3 separate regions of the Mus musculus genome follow, and all the other regions are linked to region 2. Evidence: chromatin loops called from intact Hi-C (ENCODE). Cell type or tissue: gastrocnemius. All regions are shown on one strand. Region 1 overlaps Cog7 (component of oligomeric golgi complex 7). Region 2 holds the start of Scnn1g (sodium channel, nonvoltage-gated 1 gamma). Region 3 overlaps Cog7 (component of oligomeric golgi complex 7).

Region 1 (8,000 bases), 230 kb before region 2:
TGAGCTGCCATGTGCATGCTAGAAATTGAACCTGGGTCCTCTGGAAGAGTAACCAGTGCTCTTAACCACTGAGCCATCTCTCCAGCCCTGATCATGAACTTCTAAGCCTCCTTTTTCTACCTCCTGCTATTTCAAGTGTACATAGTTTTATGTTGTTCTTAGGATCAAGCCCCTTCCTTCTACCCTCTCTTTTTGGTTTTTGTTTGTTTATTTGTTTTCAGATAGGGTCTTGCTATGTAGCATTGCTGTGCAGACCAAGTTGGTCTCATACTGGAGCAATCCAATGTGCCCAGCTTAGAACATCTTTGAGATTCAGTTTTGGTAGTTTGTGTGGAGGAATTTATCATTTTCATTAAGGATATCTGATGTGTTATTTTATAACAATCCAGAGTACCTTCCTATTATCCTTTCAGAAGTATTGTCTTGGTTTTCATTTCTCACTGTGTATGTTTAATCATTCTCTCGTTTAAGCATTCTTGGGGTTTGCTTGTTTATTTTTGTACTTAGGTCTAGGTGGATTTTTCAGTGTGCTGCCTTGCTCAGACTTCTGGCTTTGCTGGTCTCCTTTTCCATTCCCTGTTCTCTGCTTATCCCATGGTCCTCGTGCCTTTGGTTTGTTTGAGGTAGAGTCTCACTACATCAGTGTGCAGCCCTGAGCGGCCTTGAGTTCTCAGTCCTCCTGCCCATACTTAAGTAGTCCACTGTCACCCTGGCAGTGCTACTTAAGTAACACCTTTAGTACAGTTCCGTGCACTTCCAGCAACTGTTCTGTGCTAGTCTGTCAAGAAACTGACATAGGCAGAGGATGGCACTGCCCTTGCGTAGCTTCTCTATGAGTGGGGAAGAGAGAGAGAGAGGTTGCATAAAGAGCCTGATGCAATAAGTGCAGTGTGGGCCCTATGAAGGGGTGGCATGGCGCCCTCGAACGGGAGCCAGTGCAGGGTGACTGGGGAGGACCCAGGAGGCCACGCTAGATCATGATAAGCAGCAAGGCCTGCAGCAGCCAAGGGTGTGATTTGTTCTCTGGCATCTGATAGAAGGCTTGCTTGCTCTCTGTTCTTCTGTCCATGTAACCACTCACAGCGTCAGATTAAGTGGCTGTTTTTGTGGATGAGAACAGTTAGAAGTCGGCACCACCTGTAGCTTCCCATGGCTTCCTGCTGCAGCACTAACTGAAGCTGGAGGTGCTGTCTCCTCTCCTGTAGGAACTGAGCTTGATAGACGAGATGACTTACTTTATATTCCGTCAGTGACAGGTCATGCTTGGAGCAGGGCCAGGACCATGGAAGGGAAGTAGGACCAGGAGGGCGTAGGAAGTAGGACCAGGAGGGCAGTAGGAAGTAGGACCAGGAGGCAGTAGGAAGTAGGACCAGGAGGCAGTAGGAAGTAGGACCAGGAGGCAGTAGGAAGTAGGACCAGGAGGCAGTAGGAAGTAGGACCAGGAGGGCAGTAGGAAGTAGGACCAGGAGGCAGTAGGAAGTAGGACCAGGAGGCAGTAGGAAGTAGGACCAGGAGGCAGTAGGAAGTAGGACCAGGAGGCAGTAGGAAGTAGGACCAGGAGGGCAGTAGGAAGTAGGACCAGGAGGCAGTAGGAAGTAGGACCAGGAGGGCAGTAGGAAGTAGGACCAGGAGGGCAGTAGGAAGTAGGACCAGGAGGCAGTAGGAAGTAGGACCAGGAGGCAGTAGGAAGTAGGACCAGGAGGGCAGTAGGAAGTAGCACCAGGAGGGCAGTAGGAAGTAGGACCAGGAGGCAGTAGGAAGTAGGACCAGGAGGGCGTAGGAAGTAAGAGCAGGAGGCAGTAGAAAGTAGGACCAGGAGGGCAGTAGGAAGTAGCACCAGGAGGCAGTAGGAAGTAGGACCAGGAGGCAGTAGGAAGTAGGACCAGGAGGGCAGTAGGAAGTAGGAGACTGAAGCACAGAGCCTCCTGACATGGTTGGTACTCTCCAGCTTTGGTACGCAGCCTGCCCTCATCTGTTTATCACCAGCAGCCAGGTGCTCAGTGCACAGCGTGCTCTCCGGATGCTTTTGTTTGTTTGGTTTTTTGAGACAGGGTTTCTCTGTGTAGCCCTGGCTGTCCTGGAACTCACTTTGTAGACCAGGCTGGCCTCAGGCTCAGAGATCCACCTGCTCTGCCTCCTGAGTGCTGGGATTAAAGGTGTGTGGCACCACTGCCCAGACCGTCTTTTGCTTTGCTTTGCTTTGCTTTGCTTTGCTTTGCTTTGCTTTTCTTTTTCTTTTTCTTTTTCTTTTTCTTTTCTTTCTTTTTTTTTTTTTTTTTGGTTTTTTTTTTTTTTTTTTTTTTTGGTTTTTCGAGACAGGGTTTCTCTGTGTAGCCCTGGCTGTCCTGGAACTCACTTTGTAGACCAGGCTGGCCTCGAACTCAGAAATCCGCCTGCCTCTGCCTTCCAAGTGCTGGGATTAAAGGCGTGCACCACCATGCCCGGCTTCCTTTTGCTTTTCAAAAATAAAATAACTTTATTATTTTATGTGTATGGGTGTTTGCTCACTCTGGGCACATGTTTGTGCACGGTACCATAGAGACCAAAAGTTCTAGAGGCGTTGGATCGTCTAGAACTAGAGTTACAGATGGTTGCAAGTTACCTTGTGGGTGCTAGGAACCGAACTGAGGTCCTCTGGAAAAACAGCTGGTGCTCTTCCAAACCATCTCTCCAGTCTCTTTATGTGTTCTGTAGTCCAGGCTGTCATCCTCCTGTCTCAGCCTCCTGGGTGTTAGGATTCCAGGCCTGTGCCACCGTGCCCAGGTAATCTTCGTTGTATTAATGATGTTTGGTATATTACTTTAATAAGCTTAGGCTTGCAGTGAGTGTTTGGTAGCTGTAGTCTGCCCTTATTTCTTTTGCTTATGATGCTCTTGTTTGAATTAAAGCAATTATTCCAGTAGAAACTTCCAAATCCAATTGACAAATATCTGAATTTATTAATGAGTTGCTTTCCTTGGCGGCCCTGGGAAACCTGGTTGGTAACAGTGTATGCACATTTTGTGTCCTTTAGATCAGTCTAAAGTGTTTGTGAAGGTGTTTACTGAAATCGACCGGATGCCCCAGCTCCTTGCATACTACTACAAGTGTCACAAGGTAAGCAGCTGGAGGTAGTTAGGACTTCGGAGGGCCACTACCACCGGGCCCAAAGCTTTCCTAGGCAAAGGACTAGAGACTCTGCCCTTTAGTCTTTTTTCTTTTACTGAAAGCCAGTAGGGGGTGCTCTAGATCCACCCAGTAGATGCCTTAGCTGTCACTTGGAACAAGTCCCTGAGTTTTCAGCCTGGATTCATTCACAGACTTAAAAAAACATTGTTTTAATTTGTTTCTATTTTTGATTTTTAGAGGCGAATCAGGTCTTAGGAAAGCTTCATTTTGCCCTCAGCAAGTCATAAGAATTTTGTGTTTTTAAGGGCTAGGCTACCAACTTACAGCTTGCGGGGCTAACCTTAATTCCTTCAAGCATAATACTCACGGTTTTTGTTTGTTTTAGTTGTTGTTGTTGATGATGATGATGATGAGTGTGTGTGGTGGGTGTGTGCAGGCACGAGCAAGCTACGCTGCATGTGTGGGTAAGAGGTCAGCGCTATAGAATCTGCTTTCCTTCTACGTTTATGTGGGCTCCAGGCTTGCCAGGGCTCCAGCAAGCTCTTCATGCACTGAGCCATCTTGCTGGCCTTTGCATGTGTTTACGTCATATGGTGCAGGGCATGAAGTATCAGTACACACTTATGGCCCCTCTGAAAGTTCTTCAGGCGAGTGCAGTGGCCCCAGCAGAAGCTCAGTGGCGTGCTTTGAGTGGGGTCAGAGGAGACAGCATTGCTTGGAGGTTGACAGATTCAGGCGTTAGATGATGACCAGAGCAGGAGCCTATGCCCTGCCCATTTGTTTCTTCTCTTTCTCAAGTGGATGAGTCTCAGTGGGTACTTATGTGCTCAGGACAGTAGGCAGCAATAAGTTCTGTAGTGTCATGGAGCAGTTTTCCAGCATGTTTTGGGGTACCTAGTAAGATACCCCCTTTGCTATGCCCCTGCAGGTACAGCTTCTAGCAACCTGGCAAGAGCTGTGTCAGAGTGACCTTCCACTGGACCGGCAGCTCACTGGCCTCTATGATGCCCTGCTTGGCGCGTGGCACACACAAACCCAGTGGGCCACACAGGTAACAGCTTATCATTGGAGAACAAGCCTATAGTGGCATGGGAATAGGGGACTGCGCTGGATCAAGCACTGTTGTCACCCAAGGGGTTAACACATAACTTATAAACCCACGTCAGCGAACCCTCTAGGTCTCCAAGGAAACTCTTCTTATCACTCTCCTCTGTATCTTAAATGGAATCTAATGAGTTGGTGTCCCCAACTCAGGCTGGGAGCCTCTGGTGTTGTCGAAAGCCAGAGGCTCCTAGTCAGGTGGTTGAGAGGTCAGAGTGTTTTCATCTTAAAGGTCAGGTCAAGTTCCCTTGTTCTCACACAGAGCTGGAAGAAAAGTCTCATTTTAGAGGTGACCTCTGAGCCGGGTGGGGTGAGGCCTACGTTTTGAGTGGGAACCTCCCATCCCTTCCTCTCTCAGTCCACAGGCCTTTGTAGCCATAGGGTAGGAGCCACCCTTCCCTGTATGAGGTCAGAGGCACACAGCTCTTGAGGGAGGGGAAAAGCCCATCTTACTTGGGAGTGCTGGTAGGTCAGGGCTGGTGGCTTTCTTTCACAGATAGTCATGACTTAGGTAATCACCTGTCACTGGCTGGAATGAGCTCTACTGTAGCTGGGGAGAATCCCTGCATGGGGTTATGCCATTCACGATGGCTAAAGCATTTTGTTTTGTTTCTCTTTTCATCCTGTGCACTCCTCAGACAGTTCTTGCCAGGTAGCCAGGCCTGGCCTCAGACTCATGCGATCCTCCTTCCTCAGCCTCCAGTTCCTCCCAGTTTCAGTTCCCAGTTTCCAGTGTCCCTGGCAATCCACATTCATTCACACATCCTTGCCTCTTGTACACGTCTCATATCATAAGGATAAAAGCTACTCATATCTATACATGAACATGTCCTGTGCGTGCTCAGCCTCGATTTTGGAAGGCCTGTTCATTTGTGCCTTTGGCTCATGGCCCTTTTTTCTTACTGGAGGTGGGTGTGACAGGCAGAAGTCTGCTGAAGCTCGGGCTAGTGCAAAGACCAGAGATGACAGGGTAACATGTTGCCGTAACCCCCCATTTCCTCCTGTCATTTCCTTTTATTTTAGTGGGTTTGGGGGTCAGATCTGCAGTTTCACATATGCTAGGCCAGAACATTTCCCTGGAGCTGTACTCTGGGTCATCTTTTTTATTTTATGTGGAGACAGGTTTTCTTAAGTTACTCAGGCTGGCCTTGAACTTTTAATCTTCCTGCCTTATTCCTCCTAAGTAGCTGGAATTATAGGCCTGTATTAGATCCAGATTTACCTTTCTTGTCTTTTTAAAAATTGATGATTTTACAATTTATTTTGTTACTGTTTTGAGACAAGGTCTTACTCCATAGTCCAGGCTGGCTTGAAATCCACTGTGTAAACAGGCATGGTAGTAGAGGCAGAGGCAGGTGGAGCTCTGTATGTTTGGAGCCAGCCTGGTCTACATAGCAAGTTTCAGGCCAGTCTGGGCTACATAGTGAGATCTATTGCCGGACTGTCTCTGACCTGCTACCTCCCGCATAGTGATAGAGAGACTTACTATTCATTACAGCTTAGGCCTTAGCTGGCTGCCTCCTAGCTAGCTAGCTTGTCTATCTGAAATTAACCTGACTATTCTATACCACATTTGTCACGTGACCTGTTACCTCTCACTCAGTCTTCCAGTCCCCATACCTGTCCCACCTCCACGTTGTGCTGGTGAATCTGGTGTCTCTGAACTTTCCCCACAGCTCCCATCTCTGCCCAGCCTTTCCTCACCTATTGGCTGTCAGCTCTTTATTAACCAGTCAGAGGGTGATGGTGGTGCATGTTTACAAAATACTAAGGCTGGTAATGATCAATAAAAATAACAATTCCAAAGTCTGGCCGCTATTCAACTCTCTGCACGTACAGAAATCAGCATTTGAATGATATAAAGTCAGCCTTTACACAGGACACTAAAAGATTACCCCAACAGAGACCTTGTGTAAAAAAAATGAAATTCACTTTGGCCTCCAATTCATAGCAATTTACCTGCCTCAGCTTCCCCAGGGCTGGGATTATAGTCATGCATCAGCAGACCTGTTTGTTGTTGCTGTTGTTTTGATTGTTTTTTAGGGGTAGCTAGCGGGTGGAGTCTAATGTCCTTGTAGTCCTCCTGGGTGCATGTCCTGTCATGCCTGATTAGAGTGTAAGCACTCTATTAGCTGAGCTATGTCCTCATTCCTCCCCAGTATTCTAAGTGAAACTTTTAGTCTTGTTCCTGTCCTGGGGCTCCAACCCAGGGCCCTGGGCACACTAAACACAGGATGCTTTGCCGCTGAGTGTGTCCTAGTTCTGTGTCATCACTTACTACGAAAGAAGCCTCCAATTATGAAAAGCTGAAAGAATTGTGCAGCGGACACCTTGAGGCTTTGCAATGTACTCTTTACTGTGTGTGCTTTATCGCAAGTTTCTCCCTCTCTCCGAGACTCCTGTCTGCTCATTGAGACTGCTTATTTTTTGGTTTATTTAAAGGTAATTTGCAAACATTCTTCACTTTAAAATACATATGTATTACCTGTTGCTGTTGATGATGATGTCGACAACATAATGTAATCTAGTCTACTCTAGTATTCTGTACAGTGGAGTAGTTTGTGGGCTGGTATTTTGATGAGACTTTTGATTCGTGCATTGTTGTCTGATGGTTTGTTCTTTATTGCTGAATATGAGACAGATGTGGATACATATGTGCATGCTTACAAGCTTTCTCGCCCTCTATATCCCCACTCCTTTTTTTTCTTTTTTTTTTTTTTTTTTGAAACCAGGCTGGCCTCAAATACACAGAGATTCTCCTGCTTCTGCCTCCCAAGTACTGGGATTAAATATGGCCTACTCCCTTTTTTTGATAGACGCTTGGTCTGATCCTGTCTGAGGCTGTTGTTAAAGCCCCTCTGAACGGTGCTTCACGAGGGATCTTTGTAAATACCCAAGAGTGGATTTGTGGGTAGAGAGGGCAGGTATGTTTTAGTGTAGAAGAAATTGCCAGACCTTTTCTAAGAGTGCTCACCCCTTCTGCAAACTCTGGGTTCATTTTCCAGCATCCCACAAGCAGACACATAAAAACCCTCCATTCAAGTGTGCGAGGACTCTGCGTGCTGGACATCCCTGCTGATGTTAGATGTTGTCATTCTGTTTGGTTTTAGCTTTTCTGGTGGGTGTGTAGTAGCATTTCATTGTGATTTTAATTTGCATTTCCTTGATGACTAAAGATATTGAACACCCACTCGTGTGCTTATTGGCTGTTTGCATGCATTCCTTTATGACATATCTATTCAAGGAGTCTCTTGCTTGCTTTAAAAGAATTGGGTTATTTGTTTTGCACTATTTAGTTTAGGAAGTTTGTTATTCTGGATAAAAGTTCTTTCTCAAATATGTTTTGTAAGCCAGGCGTGGTGGCGCACACCTTTGATCCCAGCACTCGGGAGGCAGAGGCAGGTAGATTTCTGAGTTCGAGGCCAGCCTGGTCTACAAAGTGAGTTCTAGGACAGCCAGGGCTACACAGAGAAATCCTGTCTCAAAAAACCCAACCCCCCCTTCCCCCCCCAAAAAAAAGTTTTGTAGACACTTTCTTCCAGTCTATAGTTTGAATGGAGGGTTTTTATGTGTCTGCTTGTGGGATGCTGGAAAATGAACCCAGAGTTTGCATATGCCAACCAAGTGTGGTAGCACTGGTCTCTATTCCCAGCTCTGAGCAGGTGCTCACTTGTTTGTTTGTTTATCTATCTATTTATTTATTTATTTATCAATCAATCAATGTATTTATGGGGGGATTGCACATGTCATCGTGTACCTTGTGGAAGTCTCTTCTCTCTTCTACCTGTGGG
Region 2 (8,000 bases):
GGCCCACGTGTTCTTAGAGGCCTTTTTCTACTATGGGCTGGACGGGTTGCATTCTGAGCCCTTGGCCCCTTCTCCAGGATATTTGCTTTGGGCCACCACAACTGCCTCCTTCTCTTAGGGCCCCCAGGCCTAGTCTTGTGGGGGCAGGGCAATGTGTAACCTGCACATACTGGCTGGACTGGCTGAAGGACCTTTCCCTGGAGTTCTAGGGGCAGGCATACTCGGAGCAACCCAGCCAGACTTCTCTTATCAGGCAGAGGCACTGTAACCCGTGCCTTATCGCTTCCACTGGCCACTTCTTGAGGGCAGCCCTCCTGTTTTACGATGTCTCCTGGTGCCTAGTGAAATGTCCCTCCTGCATAGAGTACAAGTCAGGCAGGGTGTCACTGGCTAATGACATCTCCCACAACTTTCCAGCAGCGGTTATAGATCTTGTTCTGACCATGTTTTCCCTGCCCCTCTCCCATGCTGCGTTCTTATAAGTGAACTGATTTCTGTTTCATTTCTCCCTATCGCGGTCAGTAGCACCTGGTGTCACATCAGCCCCGTGACTGCTGGCCTCTCCATACTTACAGGCACCATGCCATTTGACCTGATTTTACCTAATTTAGAAAAGGCATCTTGATTCAATGGTAGCCTTTGGGGTGAGTATTGGAAAATGAATGAACACATTCACATGTGTGTGTTGCATCTCAGCTGCAGAAACAGCATGCCGTGAGTTCATTTTAGCTATGTACTGTACATTGCACATTAGATCACTCTACCGTGTATAGAATCACCAGCCTCATAATTATGTAATCTCTGTATATAAATATACAGTAGCTTATATATTTCAACAGTTATGTGAGGTAGATATACTGCTGTTATCTCTGTATCAGAGAGGTGGAGTGACTTCCTAAGGATACACAGCATGGCTCCTATGTCTACGTGGGGTCTGCAATCAAGTCAAGGATTTTGATGGCCCCATCAATTTTTTTCTTTTTCTTTTTCAAGATGATGAATAAAATAATGGAGTTTATAAAATGTCGTTTTCAGACATATGTGTCATTAAACTTTGTTTCAATTTGCCCCTTCCCTCATTGCACCTGCTGGGCCCCTTTCTCCTCCCAAATATTCCCCCCTTTTTTCTGCTTTCATGACACACACATTTCTGTTCTCGACCCCCCCCTTTACAACCTCTGTCTACTCGCTCACGGTCCCCCTTTTCATTCCTCTCGCTCTCTCACTTAAATCTAAGTTTTACATAAGAGAGAAAACCTCTTTTTGAGAGTGGCTTAGTTTGCTTAACCTAACGATGTCACCATCAAGTTCTCTAGGCAGGATTCTGGGCCACCAGGCTTAGTTTTCTTCCAAACTGAATCAATGGAACGTGGTCCAAAATTGGGGGAAGGTTGGGGGGCAAGGCTCTCAAGTTTACAATGCTTGTGGGTTTAAGGATTATACATAGTACTAAAGAAGGAAGCACAAGAGCATAGCACAAGAGAACAGAGGCCAGGGGCAGCCGACCACGCCCAGTAACCTGCCCTACCCACAGACTTACATGATTTTTTTCTAGGTTGAGAAAAACTGTCTCTTACTGACAAAATTATTAGCTCCCTGGCAAGCAGTGTGATTTACCTTATTTATTTTGAATGTTGTCATCCTTTTAAAAAAAAAATGCCGTGGAGCATGGTAACACACACCTTGGATCCCAGTACTCAAATGGCAGAGGTAAGAGGATCTCTGTGAGTTTAAGTCACCTTGGTCTATCTATCAAATTATCAAGTTTTAGGCCATCCAAGGCTATGTAATAAGACTCTGTCACAAAGAAAAAGAAAAAGAAAAAAGAAAAAGAGGAAGGAAGGAAGGAAGGAAGGAAGGAAGAGAAAGAAAGAAAGAAAGAAAGAAAGAAAGAAAGAAAGAAAGAGAGAAAGAAAGAAAGAAAAGAAAAGAAATGGGTCCCTCTGTCAGATGTTTGCCAAAAGGTGAATTCTGGATTCTTGGGGTTCCCACTCATCTCGTCCGCAGAGGACCAGCCAGTCATGCGAGAGGAGACTCCAGAATGTTCACATAAATATTTCAACTCTAAGGCAAAACAAGATTGTAGCTCTACTAGATTATGGGCCTTGATTCAACCCGGTGCTGTTAGAGGACTTTGAAGCTGATACGCTCAGAACTCATCTCAAAGGTTAGCTCACAGAATGCGCTCTACAGTCTTCCCAGGTAGATATCATCATTTCCCTATTACACAAATGAAACAGAGACACACAGATAGACTAAGTAGCTTGCCCAAGGTCATAATAGAAAGTGTCCGGGCTAGGATTTGAACCCAAGAACACATACTAGTTGTGTTATTGCTTAAATAATGATAGTGGTTTCAGGCGACAGCTGCTGCAGAATGATGGCAGACGTCAGTTACAGCTACACCGTGCCCAGGGTTCCTATTCCAACATTTGCACCTAATTTAATTCTCACTACAGACTAAATGAGGTGTTATTACTATCCCCATCCCACAGAGATGCAAATGGAGGTGTAAAGAAGTTAGGTAATCTGCCCAAGGCCACACAGTATGAAAGAACGAACGAATTCTTCGAAATTCCAGGTCCCCGTTTTTCTTCCTGACACTTCTCTATTCCCTCACCTGCCCCCGAACCTTGCCTCTGTCCCTGTCAGGAAACTGAAGCTTGGCGAGGAGTGACAGTTTGCAAGGCTCTGTTCATCCTAGAACTTGGGCACAAAAGCCTGGGTTCGGGCAATGTTTTGATTCCCGCCATGCCACGGTGCTATTCGGAAATAGGTTGAACCTCCGAAGCCAGGACTCAAGGCCCTGGGACCGAGCTACCCCCACTGACTCGCTGCAGTCTGGGAAGCGACCTGGCGCGTAGTTTTGCGGCAAAAGCCGTCTGCTTCGTGCCAGCTATCGCAACGCTGCAGTCAAGGGCTCCACTTTCAATCAGCCCGCTTCAAGTGCTTGATTCTTTCTGCAGCAGGCACCTCTAAAGAAAAACTTTCCCGCGACTGAAAGAACAGTCGCTGTCAAACGCATGCTCTTCAAGTGGGGTGAGCTAGGCAGAGAAGATCCGAGATGCGCTCCTCCCACGCACACCGGCTCAGAAACGCCTGTCGCTCAGCTCTTGTATCACAAGCCAAGCTCTGGATGTCTCAGCATCCCGCCACCCGTGGACAGAATAATCTTTTTCTTGGAAGCCACCACGCCCTGTGGCTGCTCACGTACCTGGAACCCCGGAATCGAACTGACCCGACGCGGCTGGGCTTACCTTTCTGAACTGAAGGGTCACGGCTGGCCTGTGTACAGTCTGGAGACGCTCCTCTTCTTCTGGCCTCATAAAGCCAAGCATCTCCAAGTGGCACGGCCAGGAGCGCCAGTGGGTCAGGCTCAGACCCCGCCCCTAGAGTTTCCTCCCCACTCAAACTCCGCCCACACCTGCCCAGGTGTTTTCCCCGGGCCACCCCCGACTTGTCTTAGCCCGGAGAAGGCCGCGACCCCGCAGTGCCATCTGCTGTCCAGAGTCAGCTCCGCGCCTCAACCCGGGCTGCGCTGCTTCTCGTGGTGGCACCGTGCAAGCTTGCTGCCTCCCAGAGGCCACTCTGCAACCTGCATTCCCGCTGGGTCACAGCCCCAGAGTACTTTGTAGAGTCACCTCATTTGCCTCATTCTGACCCAGGTCGCAGGAGGTCTCTTATCTCAGTTCCAGAAGACATTCCACACAGCCTCTTATCCCTCACCCTTCCGACCTGGTCAGGATACGCAGTTGCTTCGGCATCATCTAGAGTTCTGCTGTGGGCAACAGGAGCTATTTAAACAGATCATTTATTCTTTGGGCCTGTCATTGTCTTTCCATAGGGACTCACACAAATTGACTATTAAAAATAAGTTTAGACCGCTGAAACTGTGAGGGATCCAAGATAGGTATTCAAGTTGTAATCCCCTTGAGCTGGGAAGAAACATGGCCCCACAAAAGACAGCGTGTCACTAAGTATTCAAACATTTTAGACATAAACGTGTTCATATCCACCTACAGACCTTGTTAAAACGCAGGTTCTTGAGTTGAGGATGTAGCTCAGTTGGTAGAGTGCTTGTTTAACATAACCAAAGTCCTGGGGTTGATCCCCACTATCATATAAACTGGATGTGGTGGCTCACGCTTACTGTGCTAGATCTGGGGTTGAGGGTGAGACAAGAGGCTCAGAAGCACGAGACCTTCCTCAGCTACATAGCGAATTTGAGTCCAGCCTGTGCTCTATTTCATCAGGGGGGCATGGGTCTCAGACGTCTGGACCTCTGGCTTCCCATGAGATGCCTCTTTTGCCTGACCAAAGATCACAACTTTTGGTGGGTAGAAACATGTCAAGCATTATTGACCATCAACGTAAAGAAAAAAATCCCCTAAAATCCCTAAGCAGTATTTCTTGCAATCAATGCTCACGGTGAAGAATTAACAAAGCAATCCACCTCCCTCCCTAAATAAGTTAGTAGAATCATTGTGCTGGCTAGTTTGTTGCTAACATGAGTTAACATGTTAACTCGGTGGAAGAGTTTCAGAAAATGCCTCCACAAGATTTTCCTGTAGGCAAGCCTGTGGTGTATTTTCTTGGTTGATGACTGATGGGGGAGGGTCCAGCTCACTGTGGGTGGTGCCATCCCTGGATTGGAAGGAAGTCTGGGTGCCACAAGAAAGCAAGGGAGCAAGACGTGAGGAGTAAGCCAATAAAAAGCACTCCTCCATGGCCTCTGCTGCAGTTCTTGGCTCCATGTTCCTTCCCTGCTTGAGTTCCTGCCCTGATATCCCTTAGTGATGAGCTGTTATCTGGTGGTGTAAGCTTAAATAAACCCTTTCCTCTCCAAGTTGCTTTTGGTTGTGGTAGTTTATCATACTAGAAAACCTACCTGACAATTATTATTTGGAATATATACATATATACATGCACATGTATCCGTTACATATTAAATGTGATGAGGGTTTTATTTTTAAATTTAGATTTATTTTTTAAAGTGTGTGTGTGTGTGTCAGAGAGAGAGAGAGAGAGAGAGAGAGAGGGAGAGAGAGAGAGAGAGAGAGAGAGAGAGAGAATATTCACATGAGTTCAGGTTCCTGCAGAAGTCAGAAAAGGCATAGAATCCTTTGTAGTTATAAGTGGTAGGAAACTACCTGATATGGGTGCTGGGAATCAAACTTGGGTGGTCTACATGAGCAGTGCATGGCCTTAAATACTGAGCCAACTCTCCAGTCTGAAAGTTTTAAATATACACTGTTTCTAGATATATTGAGGTTTTTTTTATATAAAATGACATTACATGGTCTGTTCTTATATTACAGAAGAGCCCTGTCTTCCATCTTCTGAGGTATGGGGGCAGCTTTTTAAGCCCCTAGGCACATGTACTTAAGCCCATCAAATTATTTACTTGCTCAGTTCATTGCTATGTAAATGGTCTCTAAGTATTTACTAATATAAATTATTCCTTATATAAAATCTTGTGTATATCTCTAATTAGGTCCTCAGAATAAATTTCTGTTAATGGAATTTCCCCATGTTAATGTACTCGGTCAGTGTAGTTCACATACCAAAAGGGATAGTAGAGGTATAAAATAGTATATACACCATAATAATAGTAGATTCTGTATAACTGTCATATAAGTATGTGTTAAAACATACATGTATTTAAGAATATATGTATTCAAAAGAGGTTATTTCTCAAGATAGGTTCACAAGTGTTTTTACCCATCTTTGTTATTTTGTTTTGTATGTGGATATGTGTTAGCGAGGCAGAATGGGTCACACTTATAGTCAGTGTTTTGGAGGAGGCTAAGGCAAGAGAACCGCCATGAATCTAAGGCCACCTGGAACTACAGAGCAAGTTCCAGGCCAGAAACACAACAACAACAACAAAAAACTTATTTTAAGAACTAAAGGCTACAATGAAAGGATGTCTGTGCTACTTTTTTATTGCTGGGATAAAGCACCATAGCCCAGGCAAGTTACGGAAAAAAGTAGTTTATTGGGGCTTATACCTTCAGAGGCAAGTCCATGGCCATCATAGTGGAGAGCCAACGTCGGCAGGAAAGCATGTCTCCTGAGTAGTAGCTGAGAACTCACATCTTGGGACAATCACCACCAGGAGGCAGTGATAGCTACTTGGGAATGGCATGGGCCTTTGAAACCTCAAAGCCCACCCTGTAACACAGCTCTACCAACAAGGCCACACCTCCTAATCCTTTCCAAATTCTGGGGACCAAGTATTCAAGTATATAAACCTGTGGACATGCGCACACAGGCAGGCAGGCAGGCAGGCAGGCAGGCAGGCAGGCATGTGCTAGCCAAAGTACACAGTGGGAGTCAGAGGACAGCTTTCAGAAATAGGTTTTCTCCTTCCACCATGTGGATCCTGGGAACTGAACTCAGATGGTCAGGTTTGGTAGCACATGCCCTTAGTTGCTGAGCCCACTTTCCTTTGGTACTCACCAATATCAACAGTCTCACAGAGGTCCTTCATGCCCCTGGCTTCTCTGATCTCATGGGTCACCTTCCCTAAAATCAATACCACCTGAAACTCTTTTCTACAATAGATATAGAGGTTTGAGGTAAGTGTCAGGGTCTCAAGAGATTACAGGAACTATGAGGAGATCCAACACTGCTGGAGAATCAGAAGCAACGCAAAGGTGTGTAAGGTTGCTTAGACAAGGGTTTTGACATGAGTGTGGAAACTCTGTTGGATAAGGAAGCTTGCTCCCAAGCTGGCTTCTTCCTTGCTCTAGAACAATGAATGGCCTTTGGTTCTTGTGAACATCGTCTTGTGTCCGAAGGATGAGAGCAAGTTTATCTGTTCAATCTTGTTCTTTGATGAAGTCTCTTTTAGAAACTGATTGCTGGGGAGTCAGGATCGGGGTCTTTGATTTTTAAAGTATGTTCTTATTTATTCTATTTTATGGGCATGAAAGTATTGCCTGCAACTATGTCTGTAACCACATGTATAGCTGTACTACGGAGGTCAGATGAGGAGAGTATCAGATCCTCTGGAACTAAAGTTACAGACAGTTGTAAGCCACCATATGAGTGCTTGGGACTGAAACCCAGGTCCTCTGGAAGAGCAACAACTTCTCTTAGCCACTAAGATATCTCTCTAGTCCCTTATTTATTTTGTGTATGTGGACACTTAAGTGCTATCTGGAACATGTGTGGAGGTCATATTACAATTTTCAGAATGGGTTCTCTTCTTCTGCCATGTGGACCCCAGGGAACAAACCCAGGTTATCAGGGTTGGCCGTAGGTGCCCTCACATGCTGAGCCATCTCACCAGCTCTGCTGGACTGGGGCCTTCAGATTCATCATGTGGATGCTGCTTCACCCGCAGGAGGCAGGCTTTAGGCAATCAGCACCGTGGACAGCAACCAGGCAGCTTCCAGCTTCTTCGGACTTTTATGCTGAGGGTCTCTAAACAGTTGCTGGTCACCACAAAATGGCATTCACAATTTGAACATGAATTCGATGAGAAGGATGAAGGGGCTGAACTGACACCCTCCAGTCAGCCTATCAAGTCAATATAAATAAAGTCAACCACAGCTAAACTGCCTATATAACTAGAAATATGCGATCATATTTCTTTCGCTTGGGTTGTCTGTCTGTCTGTCTGTCTGTCTGTTTTGAGACAGGGTTTCTCTGTGTAGCCCTCAATGTCCTAGAACCCACACACTGTCCTCAAACTCAGAGATCAGTCTGCATCTGTTTCCTGAATGCTAGGGCTAAAGGTGTGTGCCACCACCACCTGGCTGTGCCATCAGTTCTTAACTCTCCGTGCTATTTAATGACCTATAGAGTTGCCACACATGGATTGCCAATACTGAATGACCTCCCCAAGGTAAAATGTAGAAATTTGTTGCTGAAAGTCTCTGGTGTAACATTCTCATCAACTAATCCACGCATGACTATATACAGTTGATTTGCTTACCGGGAACTCAAAAGGACCTGGAGCACAACTCACTCCTGAATAAAGTTTACATAAT
Region 3 (8,000 bases), 240 kb before region 2:
CACAGAGCACTGTCACTGAGCACTGCCACTGAGCACTGTCGCCTGTCGCTAAGTACTGCCTTGGAGGATTTTGTTTGTTTTAACATTTATTTTTCTTTGTGTGTGTGTGTGTGTGTGTGTGTGTGTGTGTGATCATGATGCACTCATGCGCATGATCAGATGCACACAGAGGCCAGGATGGTTTTCAGATCCTTTGGAGCTACAGTTATGGACCCCATCCAAATTCTCTCCTCTGATAGAGCTGTAATTGTTCTTAGACTTTGAGCAGTCATTTGCTGTTGTGTCAGCCCCCGGGTTCTTTTTTGCTGTTGTATGTATGTATGTATGTATGTATGTATGTTTGCTTTGCTTTTGACACATGGTTTCTTTGGGTAACCCTGGCTACTCTGGAGCTCATTCTGTAGACCAGGCTGGCCTCAGATCCACAGAGATCCACCTGCTTCTGCTCCACTGTGCTGGAACTAAAGGCGTGCATCATCACTGTCCAGCATAGTTCTTGTTTCTTTGAGTCATTCTATTGTAATACAGGCAGGCCTGGAACTCCTTATATAGCCTAAGATAGCATCACTTTTCCCAGTAATCCTTCTGCCTCAGCTTCTTAAGGGTTGGGCTTACTGGCACACAATAAATACCACATCTGTGTCCTTCATTCTTTTTTTTTTTATTATTATTTTTTGTTTGTTTGTTTTTTCAAGACAGGGTTTCTCTGTAGTCCTGGTTGTCCTGGAACTCACTCTGTAGACCAGGTTGGCCTTGAACTCAGAAATTCGCCTGCCTCTGCCTCCCAGGTGCTGGGATTAAAGGCGTGCGCCACCACGCCCAGCCCTTCATTCTTTTTGTTGGTCTTGGGTCAAGTTGATGTTGGTTGCTCATTTCTGATGTCATGGTCTGGTTGAGGTCACCTCGCTGACCCCAGCTTTGCCACACGTTCCCGGCAGTTTCTTAAAGCTGATTGGTAATGCTATCTGGGAAGTCTCTTTTCTGTTCCCATGTGTGATGATCTCCCACTGTACCAGCGCCAGTTTCCACTGCTTGTACACATTGCCACTCTTGAATTTTCGCGGCAGAAACAAGTCTCCAGGCCCTCCAGAACATGCCCAAAGTGCTCCGTGATGTGGAAGCCCTGAAGCAGGAGGCGTCTTTCCTGAAAGAGCAAATGATTCTTGTCAAAGAGGACATTAAAAAGTTTGAGCAGGACACGTCACAGTCCATGCAGGTACTTTGGCTTCTGTCCCCGTTGTGGGTCTTTCTGTTCTGCAGGTGATCTGGCTCACGGGGATTTAGAACTCAGAACTCTCCCCGGAGCTCAGGTCACCTTGGCACCTAACTTATCTTCTCAGCCAATGAGTGGGGTGAAGGGTAAGAAGACTCTCAAACCACTGTTTCAGGGTGGTGTGGGCAGAGACAAGGGGACCATGGCTTGACTGCGCACATGGTCTCTCTTTCAGGTGCTGGTAGAGATTGACCAGGTGAAGTCCAGGATGCAGCTTGCTGCGGAATCTCTTCAGGAAGCTGACAAGTGGAGCACGCTGAGTGCTGATATTGAGGAGACCTTCAAAACTCAAGTACGTCTCTTTACAGGGCACAGTGTACCAGGCATTTACAGAGGAGCTTGGGGCTTGGTGTCAGTAGCAGCGGACAGAAGCATTGGGCTGTCCTAGGGGGAGGCTAGCCCTGAGTATATCCACCCTCCTAAGGAAGCCCAGGAGACAGGCACAGACAGAGAAGATGGGCTGAGTGTGACTTTGGCAAGTTACTTCACTCCTCAGGGGCTGCAAAAGTGGAAAACAGTAATAGCTTTGAAACCTGCTTGCAAGTGTGCAGAGGAGTGATGTGATTTGAAGAACTCCCAGAAAACAAAACAAACTACAACCCCAACTCTCCAAGCCCCTAACTTCTCTTCTGTACACACTTAACCAGTTGTTCTCCAGCTGTCCCCCCACCTTGCCCACAAACAGCACCATGCATGGTGTGAGTACCCGATAGCCCTCTTCCCCTCCAGTCTCTCTCCCTCTGAAACTCCTTAGTAGCTGTGGCTGGCCCTTCTGAAGTCTTCCAAGCATTGGAGGTTTCTTTTCTTTTTTTCTTTTCTCTTCTTTTCTCTTTTTCTTTTCTCTCCTTCTCTAGTTGTTTTAAAGAATTTATTTATTTATTTATTTATTTATTTATTATTTTATGTGCATGTTTTGTTTGTTTGTTTTTTGATTTGCCTGTATGTATATCTGTGCACTGCATGCTTGCCTAGTCCGTCAGAGGCTGGAAGAGAGCATTGGCGATGGAGCTGTGTTGTAGATGTATCAGCTGGGATGGGGCTCCTCCACGACTTTGTATTTTGGTTACTTGTGGTTTTCTACAACAGTCTCTGTCTGTTGCAAAGAGAAGGTTCCTTGATGAGGGGTAAGGATTACACAGGTGGGTGTTAGGACAGATGTTTAGACTGTAGCTCTTCTTGATCATCTTTGTTTCTGTCTGTAAAATGGGAACATGTATAGGCTCCTGTCAGTATCGCTATGAGGATTACCCTTGTGGGAGGGACCCTATAGGCTCTACAGCAGGCAGGGAAAAGTGGATTATGTAGGAATGAAATGCAGATGAGCCCGATTTTGGTAACTGGTGCTGGACCAAGACTTCTTGGAGTCTGACTCAGATCATTTTACTTTAGCCATATTTAAGCACAGCACAATTGTGGAAAAAAGGATTCAGAAAACAATTAACTCAGCCCTGTGAGTACAATGCAGATTAAGACATGTTTACATTGACACTCTTTACAAAGGCCGTGTGGCTTCATCTGCCAAATGGGGTCTTGTTGACTTAGAAACAGTGCTCAAGGCAGGGGTCTAGGGAGAATGCCTGAGGTCGACATGATATCTGGCCCTAGGATAGCACAGAAGTCACTTAGTCATTGTAAAGTACAGTGGCATCTCTCACAGGATGAGTTTCATGGCCTAGAAGTAGAGCTGAAGGTTTTCCGGGGAAGTCTCTGGTAAGCAAACACAATATCCTGGGGATACAGGCAGAGCCTGGCCCAACAGGTAGCGAAGGATTACCAGGCTGGAAACTACATTTCCCCAGCATTCTGGGAGAACTGGCTAGATATCGTCTCCCTTTGGGGAGATCAGCTGTGTGTTTAACTTTCCTGGCTTCTCCAGTGTGTGCACAAGGCCTTTTTGCCTTCTACATACACTGATCTGTGGGTCTGAGGACAAGTGTAGAGAATGTAATTAGGGATGATTCTGGTTTAGTAAAGGGGTGGTTGTAGGTTCTCCTCCAGGATCCTTGACTTCACCAGCCTTGGGTAGTTGGCTAAGTTGCCAGTACCAGGCATGGTTTCCCCTCTTACGTCTCATGAGGGAGGTGTTGGTTACCACAATGTCTTCTCACTACTAGTGCCCACACTCAGGGTTATCAAGCGGTGCTGGTTGTTGTTGTGGTTCATAGGTGTCATAGCTGGGTAGGACGCTTGTTTGTCTCTTTCCCTGGAAACTTCATGAAAGGTAGTGCTCAGAGAGGGGCTTGCAGGTCCTTTTCCAGCTCAGGCTTCTCTGGGCCCTGTGTCTCAAGTGCATGTCGTCTTCAGCAACAGGGACTTACCTTCCACCACTTGGGGGCAGCCAAGGGCAATAGCAGTAACCTGTAATGTTGTCTCTTGGACAAGAACCCTGACCAACAACTGAAAAGAGGGCTTTTCCTGCCTGGTGTTAGGTTTTGTTAAATAGTGTATGGCTCTGGGAGGGAGCATTGTTAGCCCAGATGGGAAGATTTCATTTAATCATATTATGGGTATTTTTACGTAGGTAATAGTTTGATTCATTATGACTTTTCAGACATCTTGACTGCTCTTTTACCCTTCTCTTTCCTTCTTCTGTGTTTATCCCCCCCACCCCCCGTAACTAGAGACACACTCCCCATTTTTCCCATTTCCCCTTCAGATCACTTGCACTCTGCTCTCTCCCTCTCTATTGCTTCTCCCCACCCACTCCCAGTGCGCCCTTCTTACTTTCCTGCTTTCTGCAGTTACTCCAGTACTGGCATCCCTGGTGGCTGACAGTGGCCCGAGAGGAGATGAGGAGTCAGCGAGGGAGGGACATGTCAGATGAGGCGTCTTGCAGCTCTGACTGAGTAGCAATCAGGCTGCTTCTCTATTTACACAGATTTCACAGAGCAAAGACAGATGATAACATTTTGTCTCTGGACATGTGTTTAATTTCTCATTAAATGTCTGGGGTTACAAGTTAGCATGATTAAAAAGTACAAGTAGGACAGATTCTATTTTTATTGTTAGCCCTCTAACTCCATAGAATCTAAAGAACGTTTCTGCCAAAGCCAACACATTTATTGTATGACAACCTGATTTTAGGCTGGCACTCCAGACAAATGGAAAGCATCAGAACCAGGCTTTTTATAAATAGCAAATTCTGTCTTCAGACACCAGAAGAGGCCATCGGGTCCCATTACAATGGTTGTAAGGCACCATGTGGATGTTGGGGATTAAACTCAGGACCTCTGGAAGAGCAGTCAGTGCTCTAATAGCTGAGCCATCTCTCCAGCCTGAAGAGCAAATTATAATAGCTAACTCCTTTACTGTACCCTTCCATCACCTATGCTATAAAGTAGGAAAAGTTATTTTAGTCTATCTCATTTACTGAGTTTTACTCTTCCGGGGGTGTATCTCATATGGCCCCTATCTTTAAACTACATTCAGAGAGCTCTAAGTGTATTATAAAAAGAGACTTAGAATCTGTTACTAATTCTCCTGGGCAGTTAGGATTTGTCAGTCGTCTCTGTTTATCCTGTACCAGTTATAGTGTTAGCATTTGCTTAGGGGCGGATCCCTAAGAAGATTCCTGGACTCAAGGCCTCATAAAGAAATTTCTAGCATCCTAGTGCTTATCTGTGCTCATCACGATCTCCAGGGCATAGGGATCACTTCCAAATAGGCCCAGATAAAGTTGTTTCCCTAAAAGCAGAAGGGAAGTCAGTTTAAGTCTTTCCTTAAAAATCTCAGACATAATTCTCTCAGGAAAAGACATAAAATGAGTCACAATGCAGAAAGTCCCCAAGAACGCAACACGCAGAGATTGAACCTAAACGTGAGAGACAGCAAAAGTGATGGCAGCATTCGGCTCAGCTTGGCTAGGGCTGCGCCAGAAGCTCCGCTGCCCTCTTGACTTTGGCTGTTCCCAGTGGGTGTGGCTGTGTCACTCCAGGAAGTGCGCCACATCTGAGGATCTCAAACTAGGAACCTGGAGTGAGAGAGGATGCGAGGTATGTCTGTCTGAGTCTGGGTCACCCCACGCAGTGTCACCTTTTCTAGTTCCGTCCGATTTCAGCTTCCTTTACAGCTGAACAGTATCCCAGAGTGTATATGTACCACATTTTCATTATCCACTCATAAACTGAAGAGCATTTAGGTGATTTCCACTTTTTGACTGTTGTGAGGAAAGCAGCTGTGAATGTGGCTGAGCAGGTACCTGCGGAATGGGGTAGGAAGTCATGTGGGCGTTATGCCAAGGAGTGATACGATGGCTTGTGGGACTGATTTGGGTTTAGCTTTTTGAGACTTCTCCACACTGATTTCCGTGGTGACTGCAGCATCTGCAGTCCCGTCAACAGTGAGTGAGGACCCCTTTCCCCACATCCTCTGGCATTTGTTGTCCATTTTCTTGTTGATCCTTGCCGTTCTGACTGGTGTGAGATGAAATCTCAAAGTTATTTTGATTTGCATTTCCCTAATACCTAATGATAAACATGTTTGAGATATTTCTTAGCTGTTTTCCACTGTCTTTTGAGAACTTTCTGGTCAAGTTCCAGCCAAGATCTCAAGTGGCCCAGGCTGATCTTGAACGGTTCTTCTGCCTCTACTTGCTCGCATTATGGACATGGACCACCAGACAGCAGAACTCCTCTGATTCTTTTATTTTTACTTTACTTTAGTTTTGTTTTCTGAGACAGGGTCTCAGTGTGTAACCCTAGTTGGCCTGTAACTCATTATATAGACCAGGCTGGCCTCTAACTCACAGAGCTCTGCCTGTGTCTGCCTCCTGAGTGCTGATAGCAAAGGTGTGTGCCACCACTGCCTGGCTTCAGATTATTTCTTTAAGACAGAAAAATACCAAGAAAATACCAAGTTAAAGGATATGATTTCTTGTTTCTGTTAATGCTGGAAATGGAAACCAGGGCCTTAGAACACACTAGGAAAGTACTCTACCACTGAGTGGCATCTCTAGCCCTGTGGGTTTATTTATTTTTATTTACTATTGTGTGTATGTGTGCACGTGCATGCACATAGGCTTTTTTTTTTTTTGTTGTTGTTGTTCTTTTTTGAGACAGGGTTTCTCTGTGTAGCTCTGGCTGTCCTGGAACTCACTTTGTAGACCAGGCTAGCCTCGAACTCAGAAATCCGCCTGCCTCTGCCTCCCAAGTGCTGGGATTAAAGGCATGCATCACCACTGCCTGGCTGCGTGTACCCATGTATGATATGTGAGTGAGTGCCCCTGTACATGCCATGGCATCCATGTATGGAGGGTGCAGGCTACGTGCAGAAGTCTGTTCTCTTTTTCCACTGTAGGTTCTAGAGATCAAACTCAGGATGGTAGGCTTGCACAGCAACTGCTATTACCTGCCGACCTTCACCCCCAGCCTGTGAATATTTTTAAGACTCTTGACCCATTGTTAAGTTGCCTTAAAGTAAGACAATATACATTTACAACTATTCATTGTTGTTTATATATTCATGTGTGTCTGTGTGAGTGGATGTGTTTGTAGCGGTCAGAAGAGTGTGTCAGAATCAGGAGCTAAATCAAGGCTATTGTGAGCCTCTCAGTATGAGTGCTGGGATGGGGGACAGGTCCTCTACTGAGCAGCAGGCCCTCCTAGCCACGAAGCCACTTCCTTAGCCCCAGACACTATGCAGTATGATACCAAACAGATTTTTTTTTTTTGCCTCCTTACCAAAAATAGTCATTTTTGGTACTTTCCCGACTAGAAGAAAATGGTACTTCCTTGTTTTAATTTTTGTTTGTTAAACATAATTTTTATGTACCTTTTTTATTTTTATGAATTACTTTTTTAACTGAAAACTATTTTTTAAATTAAAGTGTGTGTGTGTGTGTGTGTGTGTGTGTGTGTATGTGTGTGTGCGCACGCATGTATACACAGCCCTTGTGTCAGTCAGTGTATACTTGTGGTGGTCAGAGGACAATTTGTAAGAGTTAGTTCTTCCTTTCCATCATGTAGGGTCCTGCAGGGCCAAACTGAGAGCATTGCGCTCGTGTGCTGAACCGTCCTCTAGCCCCAGGAGGTGCCTTCTGGTGTATTTTCTCCATTTCCAGCTGAGGTATGGAGAGTCTTTAAAGTAAACATCTTCTGATTCGTCTGTTTTAGGACATAGCTGTGATTTCTGCAAAGCTGACCGGCATGCAGAACAGCTTGATGATGCTTGTGGATACTCCGGACTACTCTGAAAAGTGTGTGCACCTGGAGGCTCTGAAGAACAGACTGGAGGCCCTGGCCAGCCCCCAGATCGTAGCATCGTTCACCTCTCAGTCTGTGGGTGAGTGTGGCAAGTTTCAACTGTGGGTAGCTTTCTGTGTAAAGATGAGGCTTGCTCATGAGTCTTTAGAAGAGCTTCGTGATGGTTAAATTGTGTAGATTGTAGGTAACCTCATGATGCTTCCATGTATTTTATACAGCGTTTCCTGACATACAGAATGGTTGGAACAGGTATCATGAAGGTGGCCCTAGGTCTCAACGTTGTTATTTTCCCATGCCACCTCCCCGTGCTGGGGATGGAACCCGGTCCTGGCAAGAGCTTGCACTAAGCTTCATGCTACCCTTACCTTGCTTTATTACACGTCTGCTGCTCCTTCTCCATGCTTCTCTTTCTTTTATTATTGTGGTTGTTGATTTGGCAGCTCTGCCACTGACTGCAGCCCCACGTCTTTTGTGTGGGAAGTCCTGGTATTGTGGTGAGACCCAAGGCTTTGTGCACACCTTACTTC

The links. A loop is a pair of places that touch in the nucleus more often than their neighbours do. Peaks named below come from ENCODE experiments on the same cell type or tissue, not always from the same donor. Only the 100,000 strongest peaks of a DNase experiment are listed, where the experiment ranks them.
Region 1: it touches region 2 in a loop (15-fold over the local background); 40 of 42 quality-filtered maps call a loop at or near these places.
Region 3: a loop joins it to region 2, with 4 times the contacts of the local background. A loop is called at or near these places in 40 of 42 quality-filtered maps.

What each region holds. Positions count from the first base shown.
Region 1 is chr7:121,959,297-121,967,296 of GRCm38, reverse strand. Cog7 (component of oligomeric golgi complex 7) reads left to right here. Exons shown (of 17, transcript NM_001033318.3): 5 at 3,014-3,096; 6 at 4,037-4,159. Among named protein-coding and RNA genes, the nearest start is that of Cog7, 18 kb to the left of the region's middle. In gastrocnemius, a CTCF peak has its summit at 3,221 (motif pointing right); a DNase peak (open chromatin) is centred at 3,213.
Region 2 is chr7:121,729,801-121,737,800 of GRCm38, reverse strand. It overlaps Scnn1g (sodium channel, nonvoltage-gated 1 gamma), which reads right to left and starts at 3,322. Exons shown (of 13, transcript NM_011326.3): 1 at 3,258-3,322. In gastrocnemius, a CTCF peak has its summit at 3,539 (motif pointing left); DNase peaks (open chromatin) are centred at 2,896 and 3,518; H3K4me3 peaks cover 732 bases.
Region 3 is chr7:121,970,832-121,978,831 of GRCm38, reverse strand. It overlaps Cog7 (component of oligomeric golgi complex 7), which reads left to right. Exons shown (of 17, transcript NM_001033318.3): 2 at 1,068-1,216; 3 at 1,449-1,565; 4 at 7,384-7,552. Among named protein-coding and RNA genes, the nearest start is that of Cog7, 6.9 kb to the left of the region's middle. In gastrocnemius, a CTCF peak has its summit at 3,598 (motif pointing right); a DNase peak (open chromatin) is centred at 3,603.